2 separate regions of the Homo sapiens genome follow, and region 2 is linked to region 1. Evidence: read pairs that join two places in POLR2A ChIA-PET (ENCODE). Cell type or tissue: A673. All regions are shown on one strand. Each heading gives the region's core, and the rest is flanking DNA. Links, peaks and the distances in the headings are about the cores only.

Region 1 (8,316 bases), core at 2,382-6,381:
TCTAGGAAGCGGCACTTAAGTGTCTCTGCATCTCAGGAGAAGGGGACGTGTGTGAAGAGTGCATATCTCTCCCACTGTTTTGCAAAAAAACCCAGTCTGGGCCTCAGCTGGGTAAGCCTCAACTCTTACTTATTAGCCTGTTAGGAAATGTGCTTGTTACTTGGAAACACTTTCAACTTTGAGCACACTGAACTAAAAGGTCTCTGAAATAGATACTAGAATTCTAAGATGCTTCATATCTTGGAGATTTGCCTGAGAGGATGGGGAAAAAATCAAGTCTGATTACACTCCAGAGTCTCAGGGACTTTATCAACCAGGGGCCCAGGACAAATCCCTAAAACAGAGTCAGAATGACTTTAAGGGGCTGGTAGTAAGATCTCAGGCGCAGTTTAGGGTTGAGTGTTCAGTGTTTTCTGGCTCTAGGAAATCCAAGCAAAATCCTCTAACTTGGCTGGGTGTGGTGGCTCACACCTGTAATACCAGCACTTCGGGAGGCTGAGGCAGGTGGATCACCTGAGGTCAGGGGTTCGAGACCAGCCTGGCCAACACGGTGAAACTCCATCTCTACTAAAAATACAAAAAAAAAATTAGCTGGGCATGGTGGTGGGCGCCCGCAGTCCCAGCTACTCAGGAGGCTGAGACAGAAGAATAGCTTGAACCTGGGGGGCAGAGGTTGCAGTGAGCCGAGATTGCACCACTGCACTCCAGACTAGGCCACAAAGCAAGACTCCATCTCAAAAAAAACAAAACAAAACAAACAAAAAAAACTCTCTAACTTGAACTCTGCTTCAAGTTAGATACTGTTTGTTTGTTTGTTTATGTATTTATTTATTTGGAGATGGAGTCTTGGTCTGTTGCCCAGGCTGGAGTGCAGTGGTGCAATCTCGGCTCACTGCAACCGCCACCTCCTGGGTTCAAGCAATTCTTGCACCTTGGCCTCCCGAGTAGCTGGGACTACAGGTGTGTGCCACCACACTGGCTAACTTTCGTATTTTTAGTAGAGACGGGGTTTCACCATGTTGGCCAGTCTGGTCTCGAACTCCTAACCTCAGGTGATCTGCCCACCTCGGCCTCCCAAAGTGCTAGGACTACAAGCGTGAGCCACAGCACCTGGCCTAGATAATGTTTAGATTCAAGAAGGAGTCATCAGTGCTAACTGAAAATAATGTAATCAGTACTTGGCATGAAAAGCAAACTTATCCTGTCAAAAGTCATTACCTTGAAGGATGTAAGCTGCTAACAAGGCAGCATCCGATGTTTTACAGAGGAGTCGGCCATGGTAGAGATCCCTTTTGATCTGCAGGAAGACTAAATACCTGGAGAGAAAACAGAGAATAAACTATAAAGGATTTCTTTGATTGCTTTAAAGATAGAAATATGTATTGTAAGCCTATCAAAATCTTTGTCAGGATACTTTTACTACATTAAAAAAAAATCCTAAAACATAATGTAGAACAAATACATTCTCCATTTCCCTGGAAACTCTTTCAGGTACTTTGCCCTGAACTGACTTGAGGTTCAGTTAAAAATATGCCAGTTTCCTCCTGTAGCTCAAGTCAGAAATGGCTGTTTCCTGGTAAAAGCATCACCCCACAGTGCTGAGCTTTGGAAGGAGCCAGCCCCAGTCGATCTGGTGCCGAAAAAGAAAACTATGCCATCAGAGACTGGCAAACTGGGCCTCTCTCCGCCTTGGATGCCAGCTGATGTTCCTTCTTAAGTAGAATGGTGGGTGAAGGAACTAGCCCAGGAAGAGTTCAGCCTCAACTTACCAAGAGAATCTGTCCATATGTGGAAACAGCCTGCAGTTACCGAGGTCAACCAGACCTTTGAAATGGAATAAAGTGTAAGAAGAGTGAGCCGAGATTGTGCTACTGCACTCTAGCCTGGGCAATCGGAGAGACCTTGTCTCAAAAAAAAAAAAAAAAAAAAAAAAAAAATTGCAACAAGAGGCACTGGTGAAAGAAGCACACAAATGAAGCAGAAACCTGGGGCCAGCACCTCTTTAAATACAGAAAGCTGTTGCCTCAGGTGGAAGCAGGATATCAAAAACAAGAGCAAATAGTAGCTGACATGTATTGAGCACTTACGATCTGCCAGTCCAGGTGTTACACACTTTACATGCAATAACTTATTTAATTCTCACATGACACTTTGAGATAGGTACTGTTATTATCCCCATTATTACAGATAGAGAAGCTGAGGCTTTAGTGATTTTCTCATGGACGTACAACTAAGTGAAAGAGCCAGGATTCAACTTCAGCACTGTGAGACCCCTAAACTTGGCTCTTCATCACTATGATATTCTGCCCTCCTTGCACTATAAATGCTTTGCAGTTTCACTAGTTGGATGGACCCTGTCACAGTGGAATGGAATTGATGACTTTCCATTTTGAAATGTCTTCACAAGGAGTGTGGTCTTTATTGCTCTTCTTAGAAGACCTGTAAGATTATGAGGAGCATCAGTCCCTTGAGTGGGTCACCTACCATGGTGGCTCCTTGGCCAGGGAGCATCTCTGGTGATTTAAAAATATTTCCACAGATTCTTTGATAATCCTAATTTCATGAGGTAGAGCTTAATTCCTTCTCTGAGTATGGCTTAGACTTGGTGACTCACTTCTATCAATAGAATAAAGCATGAGTGAGTGTCTGACTTCTGAGATCATAAAGTCATTGCAGCTTCCTCCTTGTTCTCTTGCCCTTGGATCACTCATTCTTCTTGAGGTTGCTTCAGCAGTCCTATAGAAAGGTCCATGTGGTGAGGAACTGGGGCCTTTGCCAACAGCCAGCAAGGAACTGAGGCTTTCGGCCAACAGCCATTTGAATGACCCATCATGGAAATGAAGTCCCCACCTCCAGTCAAGCCTGTGGATCACTGCAGCCCCAGCCAACCTCCTGACTGCAACCTCGTGATTGACCCTGAGCCAGAACCACCCAGCTAAGCTGCTCTTGAATTCCTGACCCATAGACACTCTGAGACAATTAAACGCTTGTTATTTTAACTTTTATGGTCCAGCATCCCTAGGGGAGTAATGAAAATGTAGTAAAATTCCTTTAAATTCGAACAGTCTGAACCAAAAAGAAATTGACCCCTCCCTGGACAGTTGGAGGTTTCCATTGTTTCTGTTTTCGGGCTGAAGAATGAAACAGAGGATTCCTTGTCCACTTGATCATGTAAAAATGCTCAACAGGAAGAGGGCTGTTGACAGTGCAACTTCTAGGAGGTGGTAGGAAGGGGTCCTAGCAGGTAACTCTGAGAGGCTTGGGCTTGAAGATTCAAGCAATTAACAAACAGAAATGAGGGAGCAACCAAGCCATCTTCTCTCCTCAGCGCTTGCTACTCAAAGTGTAGCCCACATATCAGGGGTATCAGCATCACTTGAGAGCTTATTGGAGATAAAGAATATAGGCCCATCCTACACTTCCACCTACACCTTTTAACAAGATCCCCAGGTGATTTGTGTATAGATTAAAATTTAAGAAGCTGTCCTAAGAAAATTCAAAAGCCATCTTCTAACCACAGCAGGATGGACTGCCTTCCTCAGACCAAAGGGAAGGTGAGTCTTAGCCTGGAAGTTAATAAGAACCCATCCCCTCACTCCCACCAACCCTACTCTGCCCAAATGTTTGCCAAGAAAAACGAAAGGAAAAAAGACATCATGTAGAGTGAATAATTAAGATGGATCTACCAAATCAAGCTCGTCTTCACTCTGCTTCCCACAGCGAAATGCCACACGGTGTGTGGGAGAGAGTGAGTGAGCACTTCTCTGCCTCTCACTGTTCCAACTCCCACCTTCCACAGGCTTCAGCAGGATGTGGATGCAAACCTTTTGCCCCTTACTCACTGATCACTCCCTGGGCCTGGATTCACGCATCACGTCTTCCATGTTTCTCTGCTTGTCTGTGTCCAAAATTCAGGGACTGTACATATTGGACTAAAGGAGATATTACAAAGGGATAACATGGCTCTGGGCAGTGATTCTCAATGTGGCAGAGAGGGGAACATCTTCCAGGGGGAGCCCGTCAGAATCTGTATGTGTTGGGGGTGCTCCTGTGGTTTGAAATGGCCCCTTTGGGCCGGGCGCGGTGGCTCACGCCTGTAATCCCAGCACTTTGGGAGGTCGAGGTGGGTGGATCACCTGAGGTCAAGAGTTCGAGACCACCATGGCCAACATGGTGAAACCCCATCTCTACTAAAAATACAAAAAAAAAAAAAAAAAATTAGCCAGGCATGGTGGTGTCGGCGTGTAATCCCAATTACTTGGGAGAGGCTGAGGCAGGAGAATTGCTTGAACCCAGGAGGCAGAGGTGGCAGTGCGCCAAGATCGTGCCACTGCACTTCAGCCTGGCTGACGAGAGCAAAACTCCATCTCAAAAAAAAAAAAAAAAGAAAAGAAAAGGCCCCTTTAAAGTTTCTGATTTGCTCCCCTTCTCCTCCCACCCAAGGGAACATGATCCTGCTCACACTGAGAACCACTGTCTTTCCAAGGCATCATTATTGATGGCAGGTAATGGCCTCAGGTGAACTGGAATAGAAACAAGGCTTTCCACTGCTGGGCAGGGTTCCTTTTGATTTCTGGTGATAAAACAGCTGCAGGGAGGTTAAAGGCAAGGCCACAGGGCATTCTCAGGCAATGTCATAAAACTAGATGGGAAGAGGGAAAAGGATACACCAGTATCCTAAAGAAACAAACCATAGTTGAGGGCAAGAGGAGATGAGCTCATGAAAGAATCAACTGACAGCTTCAAGAGAGAGAATGAGCTGCACCAGGGCTCCCCCTCCCTTTCTGCCACAGTGGCTTCCATCGAGCTTTGTGTTTGGTTCATTTAAGAAGATAACCAGTGACTCAATGTTGTTGGTGGAAATATATTCCACATGACTCATAGCATCCTTAGACCTATTCACAAGAGACCCTGGCATGTTCTCCCCTGCCACACAAGGGCCTAAGGAAGACTATCTTGTTGCCTGAGGCACTATCTCCAGGGCCACTGTGTGTTGCCAGGCAAGGGATCAGCCTGCTGGGGCTGCCTAGTGCAGCCCTCCTGAATCTCTGAACCTCAGAACATTTCATAGCCAAGGAAATAGAAGTCCAGAGATGGAGAGTGACTTATCTGAGGTAACACAGCAATCAGAATCCAGGCCTTCTGACTCGGCCCATGGTAATTCACTTAGTTATCAGGTTAGTCCTAATCCAAGTCAGGAGGACCCTTTGTTATCAGAGAGATATTCTCACTGAGACTAAAGGAGAAATGAGCTCTAGACCGGATTTAGGAGAACACGCTTGCTTCTGAGGAAACTGGTTTTTTGTTTTTTAAACTCTGCTGATCTCTTTCTGGCCTCAGAGGGGCTTTACCTCACCTCCATTTTTGTTTGAATGCTAGTGTTGTCCTAAATTGATTGGAGTGTGAATCAGGACAGAATTAGCAAGAGCCTGCAAGATGCCAGGGAAAACCTGAGCTTTTGTGTAACACGAACATCTCTCCAGGGTATTGGCTTTGGCATAATGCTTTCTGATATCAGAGGGTAGAAATGAGTCCACAGGCATTTCCAGAGTTTAAGGCTGTGAACTCTGGAAAGCACTGGAGGCTCCTGGAGAGTTTTTTCCAGAAGATCCTTTGGCCTTACCTTCCCTTCAAATAGATTCTTTGCCACTGGCTTCCCCTATTTACTATTTCCTTTTTCCTGACTATAATTATGTTTAGTACGTCTTCCTCCCCAATATTAGACTGTAAGCTCCTTGAAGTCAGAGACTATGTTTTATTTACTTTTAATATTCTTCTACAGAGCCTAAACATCCTGTGCCTAGCTTATCCATCTATCCATCATCCATCCATCATCCATCCATCCAGTTCTGACACTTACTATATGTGCCAGGCACTGTCACAGGTGCTGGGAATGCAGTAGGGAACAACCTGGAGTCCTGTTAATGGAGCTTACATTCCAATGGGGGAGATGGCAAAATAATAACAAAACAAAATAACAATAAAGACTCACATTTACTGAGTGCATGCTGTGTGCCCTGTTTCATTCAGTCCTCCCAGCAACTCTATGAGGTGACTACCTTTTTTTTTTTTTTTTTTTTTGAGATGGAGTCTTGCTCTGTTGCCAGGCTGGAATGCAGTAGTGCAATCTCGGCTCACCACAACCTCCACCTCCCGGGTTCAAGTGATTCTCCTGCCTCAGCTTCCTGAGTAGCAGGGATTACAGGCACGTGCCACCACGCCTGGCCAATTTTTTGTAGTTTTAGTAGAGACAGGGTTTCACCATTTTGGCCAGGCTGGTCTCAAACTCCTGATCTCAGGTGATCCGCCCACCTCAGCCTCCCAAAGTGCTGGGATTACAGGCGTGAGCCACTGCGCCCAGCCTGTGACTACCATTTTAATCCTTGTTTAATGGATGAAGAGACTGAGTGCTTAGAGATACTGTTCTTGCCTTGTCACAGAGCTAGTTAAAGAACAACCTGGGATTTGAAGCCAGCTCTCTGATTTCTTAGCCCAGGGGTTGGCAAACTACAGCCCACTGCCATAGTTTCCAATGGAATAAAATTTTACTGGAACACAGCCTTGCTCATTCATTTATGTATCGTCTATGGCTGCTTTCACACTACAATGACAGAATTGAGTAGTTGCGACAGAGACCATATGGCCCGACAAGCCAAAAATACTTACTATTTGGCCCTTTACAGAAAAAGTTTGCCAATCCATCTTAGCCTAAGCTAGGCTCAAGCGATGTTCACTGAAGGCACAGTGGCCTGGTGACTCCGTTCGTTCATGTATGTCTTGATTCATCCTGTTAACGTTTTTTGGAGCACCTGTTGTGTGTCAGACATTTTGCTTCCTTGGACGGCGGGGCCCCATTTGCAGTCAGTTTCCTTCTCCTACTTGATCTTTCCAAAGAGTTCATACACCTGCAATCCCTGTTAAAAGCCAAATCTGGTACCTGAATTTCCCATTTTCTTTGCCTTGTCTCTAGCCTAGACAAGAAAATCTGTTTATTACTTTAAAAATGACAAAAGAAATTAATCAGGATTTGGCAACTAAATTTATCATCTGGGAAGAAGCCAAGAGATAAACTGAAGCAAGTTCTGTACTCCCTACTTCACCCCCTTCTCTCAGCCTGGCTTTATGGGAATGGCTGAGACAGCAGTGAAATTTAGGACCAATATTGCCTGGAAAAAACACACTGACAGCTAAATTAGTTTGGCAGCAAGGTGGGATGGAGGGCTCTAAGCCAGGGATGAATTACGGATGTTGAGTGAGGCTGGGCCCGGTATCTCCTCTCTTAAGATCAGTAGGGATGTGAATGAGGAGAAAAATGCAGCTAATTCCACAGGCTCACAGAATGCCCCAGGGAGGGGGAGGCACAAAGACTGCAAAGCAGGCCCAGGCACCGGTGGTTCACACTCCTGACAATGCTGGAAAACTGCATACTAGGTAAAGAACGCTGGTGAGGTTGAGAGAGAGGGGAAAATTGCCCAAGATGGTTAGCACAAATGCATGCAGACCGAGAGGAGCTCCTTCTCTTGCCAGTGTCCTTGAAGTCTGCTGACTTGGTGAGAGGCCTGGCCATGGTCCTAATGCTGTGCTTACCAGGACTTGGATGACTACCTGGGATAGCTTTCTCTCTCAGGAAACAGAAGTTAGCTGCTTAAGTTTTAGGATTCTAGCTGGTGGGGAAAGGGGACAGAGGAGGAGTGGAGATTATTAGAAAAGAAGTACCTTTCACATAAACAAGGAAGAAAAGCCAGTACTAACTGTACTTGTGCATGATGCAGAGCCCCTGGGGCCTACGGACTGTGTAATGAATCTGGCAACGAAATATTGAGACTTTGCTCAGTGCAAGGCTCACTGTGGGTGTATTAAGAAGTGTAAGAGGCCGGGATAGTGGTTAATCTTCCCGACAATTCTATGAGGTAGATATCACTATCCCCATTTTATAAATGAGTAATCTAAGGTTAGAGAGGTTAAGTATCTTATTTCCAAGTTAAGTATCTTATTTGGCTGTATACAGCCAACAAGTAACATAAGTAAGATCTGAGCTCCCAGGTCTATGCTGCTTCTTGGGTAGGAAGGTCTGTCCATTCATGTAAGATAGTGACACTGGATTTACAAAATTGTATTTTTTTTTTTTTTTTGAGACAGAGTTTCACCCTTGTTGCCCAGGCTGGAGTGCAATGGCGTGATCTTGGCTCACTGCAACCTCTGCCTCCTGGGTTCAAGCGATTCTCCTGTCTCAGCCTCCCGAGAAGCAGGGATTAAAGGTGTGCACCACCACACCCGGCTAATATTTTGTCTTTTTAGTAGAGACGGGGTTTCACC
Region 2 (4,000 bases), core at 1-4,000, 76 kb before region 1:
CCTGTAATCCTGTCACTTGGGGAGGCTGACATGGGAGAATCGCTTGAGGCCAGGAGTTCGAGATCAGCCTGGGTAACATACGGAGACCCGCCCCCCGCCCCCCGCCCCCCACCCCAATCTCTATAAAAAGTAAATTAGTTGAGCATAGTGATGCATGTCTGGAGTCCTAGCTACTGGGGTGGCTGAGGTGGAAGGATGGCTTGAGTTTGGAAAGTCAAGGCTGCCGTGAGCTATGATCATGCCACTGCATTCCAGCTTGGGCAACAGAGCCAGACCCTGTCTCAAAACAGCAACAACAAGAGCCGTAAAACCCAAGATGTCATAACTCCCACCAGGTCAATAACATATCAGGTTTCATAGTGTCATATGAGGGAGGGTAAAATTGGAGCAGGTTTTGTGCTTAATAGGAAGAGGTTACTGTACTCTGTTGATTCTAAGGCATTATTTTTTTTGTCTTTTTTTTTTTTTTTGAGACGGAGTTTTGCTCTTGTTGCCCAGGCTGGAGTGCAATGGCACGATCTTGGCTCACTGCAACCTCTGCCTCCCGGGTTCAAGTGATTCTCCTACCTTAGCTTCCCAAGTAGCTGGGATTACAGGCGCCCGCCACCACGCCTGTAATTTTTGTATTTTTAGTAGGAATGGGGTTTCACCATGTTGGTAAGGCTGGTCTCGAACTGCTGACCTCGGGTGATCTACTTGCCTTGACCTCCCAAAGTGCTGGGATTACAGTTGTGATCCACCATGCCTGGCCTGTCTTTTTTTTTTTTGAGACAGGGTCTCGCTGCGTTGCCCAGGCTGGAGTACAGTGGCGCTGATCATGACTCATGGCCTATCTTAAGGATCTTTAGTTCCTGAATAGACCTTAGTTTAGTGTGGGTATAGTAGCAGATGCTTAATATTTTAAAAGGTAAGATACGTAGTTATAACATTTTTACATGATTTTTATACTTTACAGTCTGCTGCAAGACTCCGTGAAATGATAGAGAAGAGACAGCCTCCTAAATCCAAAAGGTAAAATATCTAGTTTGCAATGCCTGAACCATGATACATTGCTCAACTGTTTTATAATTTGAAAAAAATGGTTTGGTGTGGTAAGCTTAACAGATCATAAAGTGCTATTTAATCTCAGTCCCTCTAGGATCTCTGAGGGAATGCTACCCTTTAATAACTTTACAATTCTCATCTTCATCAAAGGAATATGGAGCAAATAAAATGGAGAGCTGAATTTTGTTTATATTTATTGTTGCTACTAATGAAGGGAAATCTTTATTTCCACTAAATTACTGTCACTTAGAAAACTATTAAAGATTCTTCTACTTACTTTTAATTTTTCTGGCTATCTTTTTGCGTCTCAATTTGTTTTTGCTTTCTTAGTCCTAGAATAAAGGAAAGGAATTAACATTTATTGAATATCTCTGAAACATACTGCAGTGATCTAGCAATTTTGTCCTATATTATCTCATTTAACTCTGACAACCACTGCATGTGGTAGGTAATATATTCATTTTGTGAGTTAGAAATCAGGCTCAAAAGATAAAATTGTTGGCTGGGTGCAGTGGCTCATGCCTATAATCCCAGCACTTTGGGAGGTTGAGTCAGGGGGTCACCTGAGGTCGAGAGTTCAAGACTGGCCTGACCAACATGGAGAAACCCCATCGCTACTAAAAAAAAAAAAAAAATTAAAAATTAGCCGGGTGTGGTGGCACATGTCTGAATCCCAGCTACTCAAGAGGCTAAAGCAGGAGAATCGCTTGAACCCGGGAGGCAGAGGTCATGGTGAGCCAAGATTGCACCATTGCACTCCAGCCTGGGCAATAAGAGTGAGACTCCATCTCACAAAAAAAAAAAAAACAAAAAAAAACAACTATTTGCTGAAAGTCAAAACAGCTTATAAGTGGTAGCTTTAGGATTTGAACTCAAGGGTGTTTAAATTTTGAATTATCTCCATTGCATTTTAGCAGTGCTTACATATAAATGAAGAAACTAAAATCTTGGTATCATTAGCTCATTTGTTTAGTGCCAGTTCCTAATGAAATGTAGCTTCATTTACTTGGTTTGATTCTGTTACAGGACAATTAGCTTGAGAAAAGCTGGACCTTTAATCATGGCCAGGTATTTTCAAGTGTGAAAAGTTACTATAAGAGGAACATCATTAACACTGGAAAAACAGTAGCACTGGTCCTGTTGCCCGCTGATTAGTAGCTTTACATTTGCATTTTTTTATTAGCCAAGATTGGTGATTTCTTCCTAAATCACAAAATTCTAGCCCTTAATAGTTGTATAGGCAGTAGCAAGTTGATAGTATGGAAGTTGTGTAATGTAGCGCAGAAGTGTAGCCTTTGAGATTTAGCAAATTTGGGTTCAAGTTTTGATTCAGTCACTTACAGCTATGACAGTAACCTTGGATACTTTATATAATTTTTCTTTCTGTAAAGCTGGCATTATGCTAATCTAGAAGGATTTAAATTTTTTGAAAATTATTAAATATACATATAAAAAGGTACATATAATGTATTTGTGTAGTTGAAAAATTATACAGGTCCCATCCATGTACCTGCCATCCAGGTTAATAGAAATTACGAATACCCCTGAAGGCCCATATATACCCCTCCCTCCCGATACAACCACTATGCTGAATTTTGTGGTAATATTTCCTTGCATTTATTTATTGCTTTTTTTTTTTTTTTTGAGATGGAGTCTCGCTCTGTTGCCCAGTCTGGAGTGCAGTGGCGCGATCTCGGCTCACTGCAACCTCCACCTCCCAGGTTCATGCCATTCTCCTGCCTCAGCCTCCCGAGTAACTGGGACTATAGGCGCCCGCCACCACGCCCGGCTAATTTTTTGGATTTTTAGTAGACGGGGTTTCACCGTGTTAGCCAGGATGGTCTCAATCTCCTGACCTCGTGATCCGCCTGCCTCGGCCTCCCAAAGTGCTGGGATTACAGGCGTGAGCCACTGTGCCCAGCCTATAGTTTCATTTTTATTTATTTATTTTTTTGAGACAGAGTCTTGCTCTGTTGCCCAGGCTGGAGTACAGTGGTGTAATCTTGGCTCACTGCAGCCTCTGCCTCCCAGGTTCAAGCAATTCTCATGCCTCAGCCTTCTGAGTAGCTGGGATTACAGGTGCTCATGACCATGCTCTGCTAAATTTTGTATTTTTAGTAGATACGGGGTTTCGCCATGTTGGCAAGGCTGGTCTGGAACTCTGGACCTCAAGTGATCCACCCACCTCAGCCTCCCAAAGTGCTGGGATTACAGGTGTGAGCCACTGTGCCTGGCTATTGATTTATAGTTTTACTACCAGTGAGTGTATCCTTAAACACTATATTGTTTAGCTTTGTCTTTTTTTGGTGTTCACATACAATATGCCTTTTTTATATTCTGAGATTTTCTTATTTTGCTCATCTTTACATATTTATGCTTTTAAATTTACCCATGTTGATGCGCACAGCTTTATTTCGTTCTTTTTTTCTGCTATATGATATTCCACTGTATGAATGTACTACATTTTATTCTACTGTTGATGAACAATTGAGTTGTTATTTTTATTATGAAAAGTGCTGCTCCAAACATTCTTAAGTCTCTTAGTGCTTATGTATGGGAGTTTCTCTAGGAGTAGATTTCTAGGATTGTATGACAGCCCATATTATTCCATATACTCAGGTGTCTTTTTTGAGGATTAAATATGAGATGGAATGTTGACTACAGTTTTTAGTATATAGTATACTTTCAATCAGTAGGTTTTACTAATTCTCGAAGTAATGTGGACTATAACTGATAATTTTTTATGTGAATTTTTGGAAATAATTTCAGAGGCTTCTCTTTCCCCAACATTTTAAAATGAATTACTTTTTTAAAAATGAAAAAATAGTGCATAAAAAAATAGAGAATGTATATTATTTAAAAAGTAAACTACAGTGTATGGAAGGGAATGCAGTGAAACGTTTTAAGTTTCCTTCCTATTTTAGACCTTAGTTTTCCAGGCCTTTTCCCTAGAAGT

Evidence for each region. ChIA-PET counts read pairs that join two places held together with the same protein. Peaks named below come from ENCODE experiments on the same cell type or tissue, not always from the same donor. Only the 100,000 strongest peaks of a DNase experiment are listed, where the experiment ranks them.
Region 2: POLR2A ChIA-PET joins it to region 1 with 7 read pairs; 2 of 35 experiments call an interaction of 5 or more read pairs at or near these places.

What each region holds. Positions count from the first base shown.
Region 1 is chr15:43,908,664-43,916,979 of GRCh38, forward strand. It overlaps FRMD5 (FERM domain containing 5), which reads right to left. Exons shown (of 14, transcript NM_032892.5): 5 at 1,219-1,316. Among named protein-coding and RNA genes, the nearest start is that of WDR76, 86 kb to the left of the region's middle. In A673, for the core only: no CTCF peak of the experiment used is centred there; a DNase peak (open chromatin) is centred at 4,878.
Region 2 is chr15:43,835,206-43,839,205 of GRCh38, forward strand. WDR76 (WD repeat domain 76) reads left to right here. Exons shown (of 13, transcript NM_024908.4): 4 at 956-1,011. Among named protein-coding and RNA genes, the nearest start is that of WDR76, 10 kb to the left of the region's middle. In A673, for the core only: no CTCF peak of the experiment used is centred there; no DNase peak of the experiment used is centred there.